3 separate regions of the Homo sapiens genome follow, and all the other regions are linked to region 2. Evidence: chromatin contacts called from ENCODE Hi-C or POLR2A ChIA-PET data. All regions are on one chromosome and are shown on one strand. Each heading gives the region's core, a stretch centred on a gene start or an enhancer-like site at or near the end of the contact. The rest is flanking DNA. Distances are from core to core; before and after follow the strand shown.

Region 1 (4,516 bases), core at 1,285-3,784, 190 kb after region 2:
CTAAGGCTGAACATGTGTAATAAGAAATGAGAATAGTTGCAAGTATCAATTAAGTTGCAATTCTAAATTTCAAAAACTGAATTTGAATCATGCTGATCAACAGAATTAATGAAGGGCATGGGTGTGTGAACCAATTTGGCTTCAAGAAAAAGACTATATTTGCTTGGTGTTCTGATTTAAACTGTCTATTTCCTTTATATTTAACAACTATTAACAAGTTTATATGTTATCTGACAGAGTAACAGACTTACAAATGGAATATTATTACTTCAAGCAAGAGAAATTTGTTAGTGTGATACAATCATTTGATGAATTGAGGATGTATCAAAAACATAATTGCTCTGTTGTAACATTCATTTCCCTCAATTACACATTGGTGTGTCTTAATGGTAATGACAGATATAAAATTATGTCTGTTCACCACTTAAAACTAAGTTTTTATTGCTTCTTTGCTAAGCTTTTAATAGAGCCAAACACACTAATACATTGTGGGTGGCTCAGCTTAAGAGTGATCTCACAGTATATTTGTGTTAAACCCAGAGAAATATTGCAGTGTTAATCAACTCATAAAGATGATAACTAATTTACGTTGTAGAAATCTAAGGTGTAACCCCAATTATACTTTGTTTTCCTAATTTTTTCAGAGCTAGAACTATCAGGCAACATATAAATTTATCTCCTAGATTCCTGAACTAAGCTTTCCAGGGAGCTTTCTCAGCATCTGCCTCCATGCCCTCCCTGTTCATCCTTCGTTACTCTCTCAGGAATCCCTAGTCCATTTAGGGACATGATAACTAAGGAGAGAAAGCTAAGGATACCAAACTAGCTCAACATAAATTAAAGGTATAAACTATTACCTAAAGTGAAACTTTCTAGAGGCTGCAAAAAAAAAAAAAAAATCCACTGTCTTTACTGTATTAGATACATGAGGTCCTTAAATTAATTTGGGAGTGTTTGTATCAGATAAATTAGCTAACCTCCAACTTGCTCATTTATGTGGTGTTTCTTAAGACGGTGCAGCTTAAATGGAATGCTAGTTGTGCTTTAGTCTTTTCTTTCTCACATAGCATTAGGGAGAAAACTGTTTCAATATTTCCCTCCTTTTGCCTTGCTAAGAAAGCGTTGTCCATATGAAAATAGCTTTTTCTACATAGAAGCAAGAATATTAATTTTAAACATTTACAACTATTAAGGTTTAGAGATACGATTGCTTTTCAAAGGAGGAAAGAACACAAATATGTATTTTGGACTTGGTGTGATCTAATGATAGGTGATCTGCACATACTGTCGCATCTGATTCTTGTGACAATTCTCTGAGGCTGGCATTGTTATTATACTTACCTTTTACAAATGAGTAAACTGAAGATAGTAGAGTAGCCAATTGTCAGAGCAAATGCTGGCCTGTCTTTCAAGCCCAGTATTTTCCACCAACGTTAATGTTTCAGGTTTCTACATGAAGGTTCCTTTTCTTTCAATTCAGTCAGTAATTTCATCGCTTTTTGGAATTATTTCATTTTACAGTGATTTTTTTCTATACTCAGACTAAGTTTACAAAAGTGTTTTACATATTCATTTATTTATTCAAAAAGTATTTATTACATCATATCTATTTATTATATCTCGGATATGCCAGGCACTGTGTTAAATGTTAAGGAATTCAAGGAAATAGCCTCTTTTCTACCTGTAAGTTGCCTGTATTCTGGTAAAGAAGCCAAACATGTCCCCGGATCACTGCCGTGAGACTCCGTGAGGGCGGCCGAGCGCCTGTGTAGGAAGCTAGCTCTGGCGGAACAGTGTTTCAAGTATGTCCCTATTGGATTACTGATTCTGGGAAATTCTAACCCAGCTCCTGTGCATACTCCTAAACCTCAGACTTCTGCTCTTTCCCTCATAACCCATTTTCTGCTCTACAAACTGTTAGCTTCCTTTGCCAAGGAAAGGACAGTGGTCTAGACGTCAAGGAGCCAACATTGTGGTTAGAAATCAATCTCTGTTTCCCTGGCTTTGAATTACTATATGACTTCAGGCTTCCCATTTAACCTTTGCTGGCCGTGGTTATTTATTTGCACAATACAGGTAATAGCTACCTTATGAGTTGCTGTAGGGCTTCATTAGTTAATGTTTACAACATCTTTGAAAATATAGCATGAAAGCTACTAAGTAAGCGCAAATTATTATTATTATTATTAACATTATAATCATCATCAATCTATTTCGTATATAGCCAAAGGCTGTCTGCAAGAAGTGAATCATGATGGTTCTCTACAAGCCTGGCTCCATCTTCCAGGCTTGATTGCTAGATCCAAAGGCCCGAACCCAATGACAGGCATAGCAATTTAAATAAGTTATTTCTGTGCGTGTAAAAAGACAAATCATCTCACATTCCCACTTCTTGACTCTGTTGCTAGTTGCTCAACCTTCCTCCTGATCGTCATATAATCATCTCTGTGTATATAAAACATGTAGAAACTCTCCTAGCCAACTGACAATTATCTGGATCCCCTAGACAGCCCTGACATCTTATTCCTCTATTGTGTAAAGCAGGAAACTGAGACCACAGAAAGTGAGTCATAGATTTGAGTTCAAAGTTTGAATGAGCCCACTCTTTGTTTAGCAGTTGAGACTGCGCCTATATGCACAAGCATATTTGGAAAGAGAAACTTTACATTAAGCCACATAAATATCATTTTGATTATAGTTATTTAATAGCTGATTACTAAATAATTATTCAGCCTATTTAAATTTGCTGTTTCTAAGAGTGCTGATAATGACAAAAAGGCAGTTATTTTAAATAGGGAAAAATTCATTTTTAATAATGGATTTCTCTCTGCCTAAAAAAAGTCTCTTTTGCCCTTGTTTCCTGGTCTACTCTGACATATTTTTCATAACCCACATAAAACTTTTGCTCATTTTGGAAACTTCTGTAACTCCCTTTAGACTGTGGTGAATTTCCCTCCCTTGAATGTGTGATGCCTGATTATATGATTTATTTGGTAATTATTTATTTCTCTTTGGCATATCCCATTGTTTTCATTTGCAACTTTTCAAATATCTACACAGTATCTTCTTTTTACAATTAAATTACACAGCCTTTTGTGGGTAACACAGAAGGAGTGTTCATCTTTATAATCCCTGAGATGCTTAGGTTAGATTATTGGAAGTGGGATTCAATAAACATTTGTTTCTTCTTTTTTGTTCAAATATATTTGGGAGACCATTTTATATTGCCATTGAATATGATGGAAAGCTGCTACACCCTTTCCCTCTGATCCTGGGCACATAGGTAGACTACACTTCCCAGCCTCTCTTGCAGTTGAAGTGGGCCACGTGATTGAGTTTGGTCAATGTGAATGGTAGACATCATGCATGCCACTGCCTGAACTGGCCTATTAAAATATTCAGCACAATCCTCCCTGCCTGCACATGCTCTTTACTCACTAACAAGCTGAATGGAGAGAAAACCAAAACCCGAAACAAAACCCAAGGACTTAGAGAAAGGCAAAGTCACAGATAGAAAGATCCCAAGTCCATATGCCACCACTTGGAGAAGAGCTTTCCAAGAGAATTAAGTCACCAGGAAAATCCATGGACGTCTGTTGGGTGAGTAAGAAATAAGAAATAAAATAAATCACTGAAATTTGGGGATTGTTACAGAAGCATAAATTGACTTATAAAACATCTCACAATCATCTTATCCTTAATATATTCAAAATAGAATTCTTATTTCCTTTCTTCTGTATTCCTCAAATCCAGTGCTTCAGCAAGTCTTATCCAAACTCCCTTCAAAATGTATCTCAGTACCCATCAAATCATTCAATTTCTCTCTCTTTTTCTGCATCGTCAGCATGAGTTTGCTCCTGGGCTCTGTGATAGCCTTTAAACTGCTCCTGCTGCTTCCATTCTTACCCTTCTCTCTTCAATTTACCCTCTACACATCAACCAAAACCATTTTGAAAAAACACTACTTAAACCACACCATTCCCTTATTTTAAATCCTTCAATAGCTTATCATTGCATCAAGAACAAAATCCATACTCCTAACCTTGGCCTGCAAGATCCTGCACACTCTGGCCCCAGCCTAGCTCACCACCTTATCTCAGGCTCCTTTTCCAAAAGCCTGCAAAGTCTAGTCACTTGGAATTCTTTTAGCTTCTCTCACAATCTAAAATTTTATCTCCTCCAGGATGTTCACCTTGAAGGTTGTTCTCCTTTCTCTTCACATGGCCAGCTCCTGGCTACCTTTCATATCACTGATTAGACATCCCTTCTTCAGAGAAGTTCTCTCAGATCACCATATTTAAGAAAACTATCTACCTTTTTTTATCCTTTATTGCAATATCTTGATCTTTTCCATATTAGCAATTACCAGAATTTTAAATTATACTTTTATGCAGCAGATATGAACTTCAGGTCACATGTTGAGAAGTGTACATGTAGTCCTATTTCACATAAAAGGATGAAACTTCCTTTTCTGTACTATTTCAAGACCTCATTCCATTTGTTTATTGATTAGGAC
Region 2 (4,753 bases), core at 2,062-4,561:
TGAAGATTTGCCAAACTTTTCCAAAAGCAGGTGCAACATTTACAATCCTGGTTGCAATGTATTGAAGTTGAAATTTCTCCACATCCTCCTCAACCCTTGGTATTGTTTGTCCCTTGATTATGGCCTTCCTAGTGGGTGTGAAATGGCATCTGATTGTGGTTTTTAATTTGCTTAATGACTAATGATGTGGAACATATTTTCATGTACATGTTGGCTATTTGTATATCTTTGTAAAAATGTCTATTCAAATTCCTTGTCCATTTTTGAATTGGCTATTTGTCTTTTTATTAATGCATTGTAAGATTTCTTTATATATATACTATACATATAAAGTATATATAAGCTATATGTATACATGTATATTTTATATGTGTGTATATATATATCATATATATTTTTAAAAATCGTGATTATAAAAATCCCCACTCCAGGTACCCAGAGGTACAAATATATACAAGATATAATTGGCACCAAGTGGAAGAATAGGCTAAGAATGAATCTACCTAAAGTCAATTAGTCAAGATAGATTGCCAATGCTGTACTCTAACAGGTCAAAAGGATCTCCCAAGCTGAATCCTTGTCAAAATTTACTAGTTGCACCCATAGAATGCCAGAACATATTTCAAATCATATGTCTGATAAGCCTAACATCCAAATACTGTCCTGCACCAAATAAGGACATTTCAGTCATTGACTAACCACATATAAGACAATGGTCCCATAAGATCATAATACTGTATTTTTACTGTACCCTTTCTATGTTTAGATACACAAATACCATCGTGTCACAATTGCCTAAAGTATTCAGTGTAATAACATGCTATACAGGTTTGTAGACTCAGAGCAATAGGCTATACCATATAGCCTAAGTATGTTGCAGGCTATACAATCTAGGTTTCTGTAAGTACACTTTATGATGTTTGCAGGAGGACGAAATCGCCTAACAATGCGTTTCACAGAATTTTCTCCATCATTAAACAACACATGACTGCTTATATCCTATTATCGTTGGCTTTGTCCTGATCACAAGTATGAGGAAACTTTGGAGGACACCAAATTTAAATGTGAATGATGACATTAATAAATACCATTTTGGACAGGTAAGGTGGAGCAAAAAGGAGTTAAGGAAAGAAAATGGCAAGGAGAAGGGAGGAAAGAGCAGCAATAAAGACAAACCACATTTCCCTTATATGTTTACTTAGGATGCAGCTTTAACCTTTCTTTGACCATAAATTAGATCCACTATTCATGACTTTGTTTGCAAAATTACTTCCATGCCACACTTACGATGCATAGCATTGTGATTATATATAATGCTAGATGTGTCTTTTTTTACAGAGAGCTGAAAGATGTAATAATTTATTTTGTTCATGGAGAAAAGTCTTTTCTTATAGGTGCAGAGAAGGCCATTTCCCATCTAATTTTCTTATTTCAGATTAATAAAGGAGAGTATTTATATCCAAATATATATCTACAATTTAACCTAATAAGCATAGACATTGGAGTCTTTAAGATGATTTTGCCTGAGTGTCATACTTAAAAACAAAGCACAATGAAAATGGGGAAATTGGCCAGGTGAGGTGGCTCACACTTGTAATCCCAGCACTTTGGGAGGCCAAGGCGGGTGGATCACGAGGTCAAGAGTTCAAGACCAGCCTAGCCAAGAGGGTAAAACCCCGTCTCTACTAAAACTACAAAAATTAGCCAGGCGTGGTGGCAGGCATCTATAATCCCAGCTACTCGGGAGGCTGAGGCAAAAGAATCGCTTAAACCCAGGCAGCAGAAGTTGTAGTGAGCCGAAATCACGCCACTGTACTCTGGCCTGGGTAACAGAGTGAAATTCTGTGTCAAAAAAGAGAGAAAGAAAGAAAGAAAGAGAGAAAGAGAGAAAGAGAGAGAGAAAGGAAATGGGGAAATTGACATTTGTTGATTATTTCTTAGGTGCCTGGGGTCTGCCCATCCTGTAAAAGTGGCACTGACGCTACACAATCTAGTTTAATCTGTATCCCTGTATTATCAAATCAAATCATTCCTCAATCCACTAATAAGATAATCAAGCTGGTAGTTAGCTTTGTGCAAATAATATACCTTCTGCTTTACTAAATCATAGAGTTTTTAGATGAAATACATTCTGAGGAGATAGATGTGTTCATAATAGGTAGTCAAAAATAGGGTATGTTTTAAAAGGTAAAATGCTACTTTAAATACATAGGATTATTGAGAAAATTCAAAGAGATACTGTGTCCACTCAAAGCTTTTTTTAAAAAGAGAGATAATAATAAGACTATATTGATTTTATAAAATGGATGACTAAAGAGTAAAAATGAAGATTCTATAGTATTGACTCGACACAGCAGAGGAATCAAGATGGTCTCCCTGAACTCCTTTTATCTGATAATGTTCCATAGCACTTACCCCAAATCACCAAATTTTTAGCCAGTTTTTAAAAAACGAACTTTGACACTTGGCAAATTCATGAGGAAGACATGTATCCAGGTTTTATGGCCCAGCTCAACATTGGACTGTCTTGGGCCTAGCACTCTTTCGGCTCTTTAATTCTCTGAATAATGTCCGCCTATACAGCTGAGAGAAATTTGTCATCTTCTCAGTTGTTATAAGTCATCACTTTCATGCCCTACCTACAGCACATGTGAATTGTGGGGGCTTAAGGGAAAGTGCGCTTGTGCATGTCAAATTGCCTACAAGAATGGACATGGGGGTTGGAGGCAAGCCCTTTCCCACCTCTCCAAAGAGCAGCAGAGATGAGATTCCTATAGTTATTTATTGAACTTGGATTTTCAATCATTGCTGAGGTATAATCATGCCTTCTCTTGTTTTGTTTTTTTTCTTTTACAATTACAGTACTTCATTATTGCCACAGGGGGAACTGTTGGCTTAATTTTGCTTTGGAGACACTGCTGCTGAAATTATTAAGCTAATGATTTATGCCCTGTGTGATACAGCAATCTCTTGTGCTTAAAATGGTTACTATGTTTTGTTTACTGTTTATAACTACCAGTGGTTGTGCCACAAGAAACCTCTGCCAGCTTGCAGAGTTTATTTATCCCTGTGGATCTTTAGAAACCACTGATTAATATAGAAAAAATTTGAATGGTTTATATTAAAAAAATCCCATAAGCTATGAATTAAACCACTGTGCTCTGCTATATAGGAAGAAAAGTTAAGTGAGAATGAACAATGGATGTCAAAACCTACTGACTCTCATATTTGCTTCTGATTTTATCAAAGTGGAAAATATGAGTACTTTTCAGGAATACAGTGCTGTGACTCCATCAGTTTTGGGCAATGAGATCACCAGTATTTCCCCTTGGGTGCTGCACATTTTACCATATTAAGGAACCAATTTGCTTAGAGAAATGTTGCACATGTTTAAAGGCTGTTAAGTTTGATGGCTGGCAGAACTCTCCCATTTAGCCCTGAGGCTGGGCCTTCGTGAATGAAGGCTTTACAACTGGCCTGCATTTTTTGTTCTGAGGGCTTTTTGTAACCAAAAGCTTACACGGGGCAATCATAGGGCAGGGAGGGACATGGTTTGCAAGTGTTGATTTGTTTAAAATGGCAAAATGGTTCTTATACAATGTTTAAGTCTTGACACTGCTCTTTCACCAAGAGAAGCAAAGAAAATATCACTGTTGTTTTGGGCAGCTTTAGCCCAATTCCACACCTTCAGTCTTAAGCATCACTTGCTTACACTTCAAGTATACCTTCCTGCTGGTTTCTTAACCTCATCAGTTCTTTTGGCTTGGTTTTGACTTCAAACTAGTTCTCCACCTCTCTCTTTTGGACAGCTCCACATTTCTGTTCCTCCTCTGATCAGCCAGTTCTGATTATTCCCAGGGCACCTTTTCTCTATGGTCTCAAGTGATTCAGTCAAACAAAGAGTACCCTTCCCTGAGCAGACCTTGGCCATCACACACAACCAGCCATCCCAAGTACAAGACAATGCTGACATTTTTGCAACAAAGCTGAATGTAACGCTAAAACTTTTCTCAGTCAGGGATCTGTAAATGTGATGAATGTAGACAACTCTGCCTAAAAGACAGAACTTGAGCAATTCAGTTTCTAAGCAGGAAAGTGAGGGACAGACCTTAATTATGGGAACAAAACTGTCCTTATGTTTTAATTTCATAATTTGAGCATCTGTATATAGCTTTAGCCACAGATATTCCCTTTATATCAGACTTCCTGTACTAAAGTGCTGTCAGACATTTAAGAGGAAGATATGGGTAGATGGTTAAAACACCAAAGAATAATAACATCTGTTTTATTTCTCCTCAGAACCCATTAATTTTCTTCACAAAGATGCACACTTTGGACATAAAGAATATTTATGATATTACAGTGTGTGGGAGTATGGAAAACATATTAGCCAAGTGGCAACTTTAATTAAGTATACCTGCCTAATTTCATAGGGGTTTTCATTCAGTATGTGTTTTCATCTAGAGCCTTAGAACACTTCCCTCTTGTGTTAGAAAAATGAAATTAAAGAAACAGAAACTCTGATGTAATTTAATTTAAATTACATCAGAATTACACTAAATGTTTTTTGATGAATTCTGTTTAAATTTTAACACAAATTTAGAAACTAAAACCTATACAGCTTAAGTGTCTTGCAGATTATTTTTAAAAACTCAAAAAATGTAATTTAATTACAGATCTTTAAGTCACAAAATCTAAAACCAGTGTGGTATATGATTTGAAATTTCATACTAACCACAAAACAGATTAAAAT
Region 3 (4,343 bases), core at 1,192-3,691, 240 kb before region 2:
AGTGATAAGACTTCTGGTTAGTAAGCTGTCACTTCAGTGCTTCCTCTCTACATCTCTGGAGGGCCCACCAATAGACCAGGAGAAGAGGAACTGCTACCTTCTCTAACGCAGCCTATCGCCTTCAGGTACAAATTCAGCCCAATACCACCTGAAGTCATATGCTTTGACTGTTGTTAGATTTGGGACAAAAATCCCGAGGAGCACTGAAAAAACAGACAAGGTGCCCACAAAAATGCTTTAGAAGAAAGAGGTAGAGAGCCCCTAGTTGCCTTCTCTTTCATGATAGTACTCTTGAAGCTGTGCCGATGAACTGTGCCCCAAGAAAATCTTTCTCCCATACTCAGGTTCTACTGGGCACTCCCAGCCCCAAGGGCTCCCTGGCGTGGTTTCCCCAGGGGTCTGCCTGTATCCTCATGCAGCTGCTCATTGGACACAGCCTTCACTGAGACCTCCTCAACTCCAAAAATGATGTGATATGTGTGTTTTGGTTTTGTTTTGAGGGAGAGGAGGAAAGGAGGCACAAAGAGCCTAGGACAAAGGGTGTGCTTGATCTAAAGAAACAGGGAAAGGAATACTTGAGGTCCCTGGCAAAATTTCAAAGTGAAGTTTATCCAAGCTGTCCTCTCACTCATTCCTCTACAGCCCCTGACCCTCTCCCACCTCTCTGCAGCCCTCACTTGCCCAGCTCTCCTCAGAAGTCCAGTGCCCTCCTTCCTCCTGCAATATGTCCTTCTCCTCAACTTCCCAAGGCACCAAACTTGGGAAAGCACCTTTCCCAAACTGTCCAATGCACCAGCATTCATTCTTCCTCTTTCCTTTCACATCACAAGCTTCTTCCTTTTACAGCAGCTTGGCAAGTGCTCAGAAAGCAGAATGATTAGAGTAATTCAAACAAAAATAAGAAGATTCCACTGTAACCTTCCAACGGGTTTCCTGGATCACACAATATATATTTTTAATGTATAGAATTCAAAATATTATTGGTGAAAAATTTTTATTGGTTAGCAGCAGGAAACCTGTTATTAAAAGCATTCTATGTATTTAGCCAACACTATTTTAATAGAAAGTTACATGAAATATAGAAAAGAAAAAATGCACAGCACCAGGTACAAAATCAGTGCTTAAGAAATGTTTGTTGGATTATGCGTATATTCAAATTCTCACCATTAATATCTGATGTCCTGGTGGTATAATCATGATGCATTTCTTTAACTATGAGAAAGATTAAATGTATTTAAGCCTTTTATCTTGTTTAAAATCTGTATTAGGGAACTACTATATCCAAAACACCATGCTAGGTTGTGAAAAGAGAATGATAGAAAGATGAAAAAGACATGGTGTCCACCTTAAAAAAAAAAAAAACACCTACAACATAGAAGGGAAGGCAAGCCAACGTGTAAATGACATCAAAGATTGGGATTGGTGTTGGTATGGGGGGAATAATGCTGATATTGTTCCTACCAAGAATATTTGTTCCATAGTTCCAAGCAAATATGTTCATACTGCTGACAAATGTCATTCCAGAAAAGTAGATTGATTGCTAATCAGGAATCTGTAGATTACAGCATCCAACACAGTCCATGCATGTTCACACTTCACCATTTTTCAGGTGATATTGCTGCATCTCACAATTTTTAAACTTCAAGAACATATATTGCATTTCTCACTTCCTATTTTCCATTCCATGACTGAAAGATAAAGGTTGTGGTTAAGCACAAACTCCATGTCCAGACTCAGGGAGAAAGAAAAAAAAAAAAAACTCTTAGACTAGATAACTAAGGAAAAAACATTTTCTGCAATAATTTTATATGATGAATAAGACTACAGGGTGGGTAATGTAGAATGGATAAACCAAAATGATAGAATGGATAAGCCAAAGACAATGAAAGTGAATATTTAATCTCTCTCCCTATGAGCCAGGAACTGTGCTAAATGCTTCACCTTCATCAACACTTTTCTTACTTCTCAGCAATCCTTAGACAGTGGAACTATTTTCACTTTACCAAGGAATTGGAGGCTACTAAGAGTTAAATTTTCCAAGAGAAGATAGAGAACATGTAGTTGAACTGAGATGCTAATTCAGGATTTTCTGGCAGCAAAATCCATTTTCTTAACCAGTTTCCTACATGTATTGTTCGTTTTTCCCATAGGGGTAAGGGATATACACTCATGAAAAAATGAAAATCATGAAGACAAATTTTATTTCACTTCACTTTTTTCTCAAGACTGCCATTATTTCATTTCCCCCCTACTCTATAATTCATAGCATGGCCTTTGCTTTTAGTTGATCTGAGTCACAAAATGTGCTTTGAAGTCCAAGCTTAGACAAAGTGAGATAAGGGCAGGCTCCAACCATCCTCAAAGCGTTCCCATTTTGTTTATTTTACTCACAGGCCTTGATCTTTTGATCTGTTTGTTCCTGCTTTCAGGACACTTGAGTGCTTGCTTATGGCATGTCTTCCAACTCAAATCAGCTATTCAAACCCACAAATTCCAATCTGGGCTCTTGTGAGTTAAGGTTCCCAGGTTCTTGGAAAGCCATGGGGACCTCAGATAGGGAGCAGGCAGGGCTGACTGCATGTGAGAAAATGAGGGAGTAAAAACTATTGGATTTATTATTCATCACCCCCATAAATAGGTACAATGTTTTTGTACCTTGAAAACAGTCAAAAACATTCCCTCCCTTTCAGTGTGTGTCACTTTGATCTTCTCAACAACACAGGGAGGAGTGTTATAATCTCACTTTGGTTTATAGATGAGGTAACAGACTTGGAGTGTTCACTCCATCAGTAAATAGCAAAGCTGAGGCTCAGTCTCAGATCTTCCAACCCCTAATAATATTATTTCCCAGAGAGCACACTATCACTACCTTTTAAATGCTAAATTTTATCTTCATTAAATAAGAAATGTAACCAGTTCAGTGTCAATGAGGGCAACTTAAGTAGATCAAAACTAAGACTGGGATTCCAACTCACTTACCATTTTGGTTTCTGTGACTTCTAGTCACTGACATGACAACACATGGTAGTAACTGGGTTCTAACAAGCTAAGATATAAGTCCTGTGTCTTGAGATGAATATTGTATTAGTCCATTTTCATGCTGCTGATAAAGACATACCTGAGACTGGGAAGAAAAAGAGGTTTAATTGAACTTACAGTTCCACATGGCTGGGGAGGCCTCAGAATCATGGCAGAAGGCAAAAGGCATTTCTTACATGGTGAAGGCGACAGAAAATGAGGAAGATGCAAAAGCAGAAACCCCTGATGAAATCATCAGATCTCATGAGATTTATTCACAACCACGAGAAGAGTATGGGGGACACCTCCTCCATGATTCAAATTTTCTCCCCCGGGTTCCTCCCACAACACATGGGAATTATGGGAGTACAGTTCAAGATGAGATATGGGTGGGGACACAGAGACAAAGCATATCATTCAGCCCCAGCCCCACCAAATCTCATGTCCTCACATTTCAAAACCAATTATGCCTTCCCAACAGTCCCCCAAAGTCTTAACTCATTTCAGCATTGACCCAAAAGTCCACAGTCCAAAGTCTCATCAGAGACAAGGCAAATCCCTTCTGCCTACTAGCCTGTAAAATGGAAAGCAAGCTAGTTACTTCCTAGATACAATGGGGGTACACAGGTATTGGGTAAATACAGCCATTCCAGATGGGAGAAACTGGCCATAACAAAGGGGTTTTGCAAAACAAAGGGCTCATGAAAGTCTCATGCAAGGCTCATGCAAGTCTCAAATCCAGTGGGGCAGTCAAATTTGAAAGCTCCAAAATGATCGCCCTTGACTCCAGGTCTCACATCCAGGTCAGCTGATGCAAGAGGTGGGTTCCCATGGTCTTGGGCAATTCCGCCCCTGTGGCTTTGCAGCGTGTAGCCTCCCTCCTGGCTGGTTTCACAGGCTGATGTTGAGTATCTGCAGCTTTCCCAGGTGTGCAGTGCAAGCTGCAGGTAGACCAACCATTCTGGGGTCTGGAGAACGCTGGCTCTCTTCTCACAGCTCTACTAGGCAGTGCCCCAGCAGGGACTCTGTGTGGGGGCTCCAACCCCTCATTTCCCTTCTGTACTGCTCTAGCAGAGGTTCTCTGTGAGAGCCCTACTCCTGCAGCAAACTTCTGCCTGGGCATCCAGGTGTTTCCATACATCTTCTGAAATCTAGGCAAAGGTTCCCAAAACCCAATTCTTGACTTCTGTTCACCTGCAGGCTCAAAATCATGTGGAAGCTGCCATGGCTTGAGGCTTGCACCCTCTGAAGCCTCAAACCGAGCTCTACGTTGGCGCCTTCCAGCCATGGCTGGAGCAGCTGAGACACAGGGCACCAAGTCCCTA

Evidence for each region. Hi-C counts contacts between places; a loop is a spot of excess contacts on that map. ChIA-PET counts read pairs that join two places held with the same protein, here RNA polymerase II (POLR2A). Pooled maps may share reads with other maps.
Region 1: a loop to region 2 is called in a map of mammary epithelial cell, with 4 times the contacts of the local background. The contact joins two enhancer-like sites. A Hi-C loop is called at or near these places in 4 of 168 maps with a recorded cell type or tissue (Caco-2, Calu3, IMR-90 and 1 more) and 2 of 50 pooled maps. POLR2A ChIA-PET finds 5 or more read pairs at or near these places in 1 of 52 experiments (A673).
Region 3: a map of PC-3 shows a loop between it and region 2 (2.8-fold over the local background). The contact joins two enhancer-like sites. A Hi-C loop is called at or near these places in 2 of 168 maps with a recorded cell type or tissue (PC-3 and endothelial cell of umbilical vein), 3 of 37 single-sample maps with no recorded cell type and 9 of 50 pooled maps.

Annotation. Positions count from the first base shown.
Region 1 is chr1:218,872,454-218,876,969 of GRCh38, reverse strand. It overlaps the pseudogene NXNP1. Among named protein-coding and RNA genes, the nearest start is that of LINC01710, 44 kb to the left of the region's middle. Within about 2 kb of position 2,534, at least 3 of the 41 ENCODE cell types and tissues checked have a DNase peak (open chromatin) inside an H3K27ac peak, as active enhancers do; they include mammary epithelial cell, where a contact is called at or near this core.
Region 2 is chr1:219,065,374-219,070,126 of GRCh38, reverse strand. No RefSeq gene overlaps it. Among named protein-coding and RNA genes, the nearest start is that of LYPLAL1-DT, 110 kb to the left of the region's middle. RefSeq lists a silencer at 3,514-3,714. Within about 2 kb of position 3,311, at least 5 of the 41 ENCODE cell types and tissues checked have a DNase peak (open chromatin) inside an H3K27ac peak, as active enhancers do; they include mammary epithelial cell, where a contact is called at or near this core.
Region 3 is chr1:219,308,554-219,312,896 of GRCh38, reverse strand. It overlaps a transcript of LYPLAL1 not described here. Among named protein-coding and RNA genes, the nearest start is that of LYPLAL1, 140 kb to the right of the region's middle. Within about 2 kb of position 2,441, at least 2 of the 41 ENCODE cell types and tissues checked have a DNase peak (open chromatin) inside an H3K27ac peak, as active enhancers do.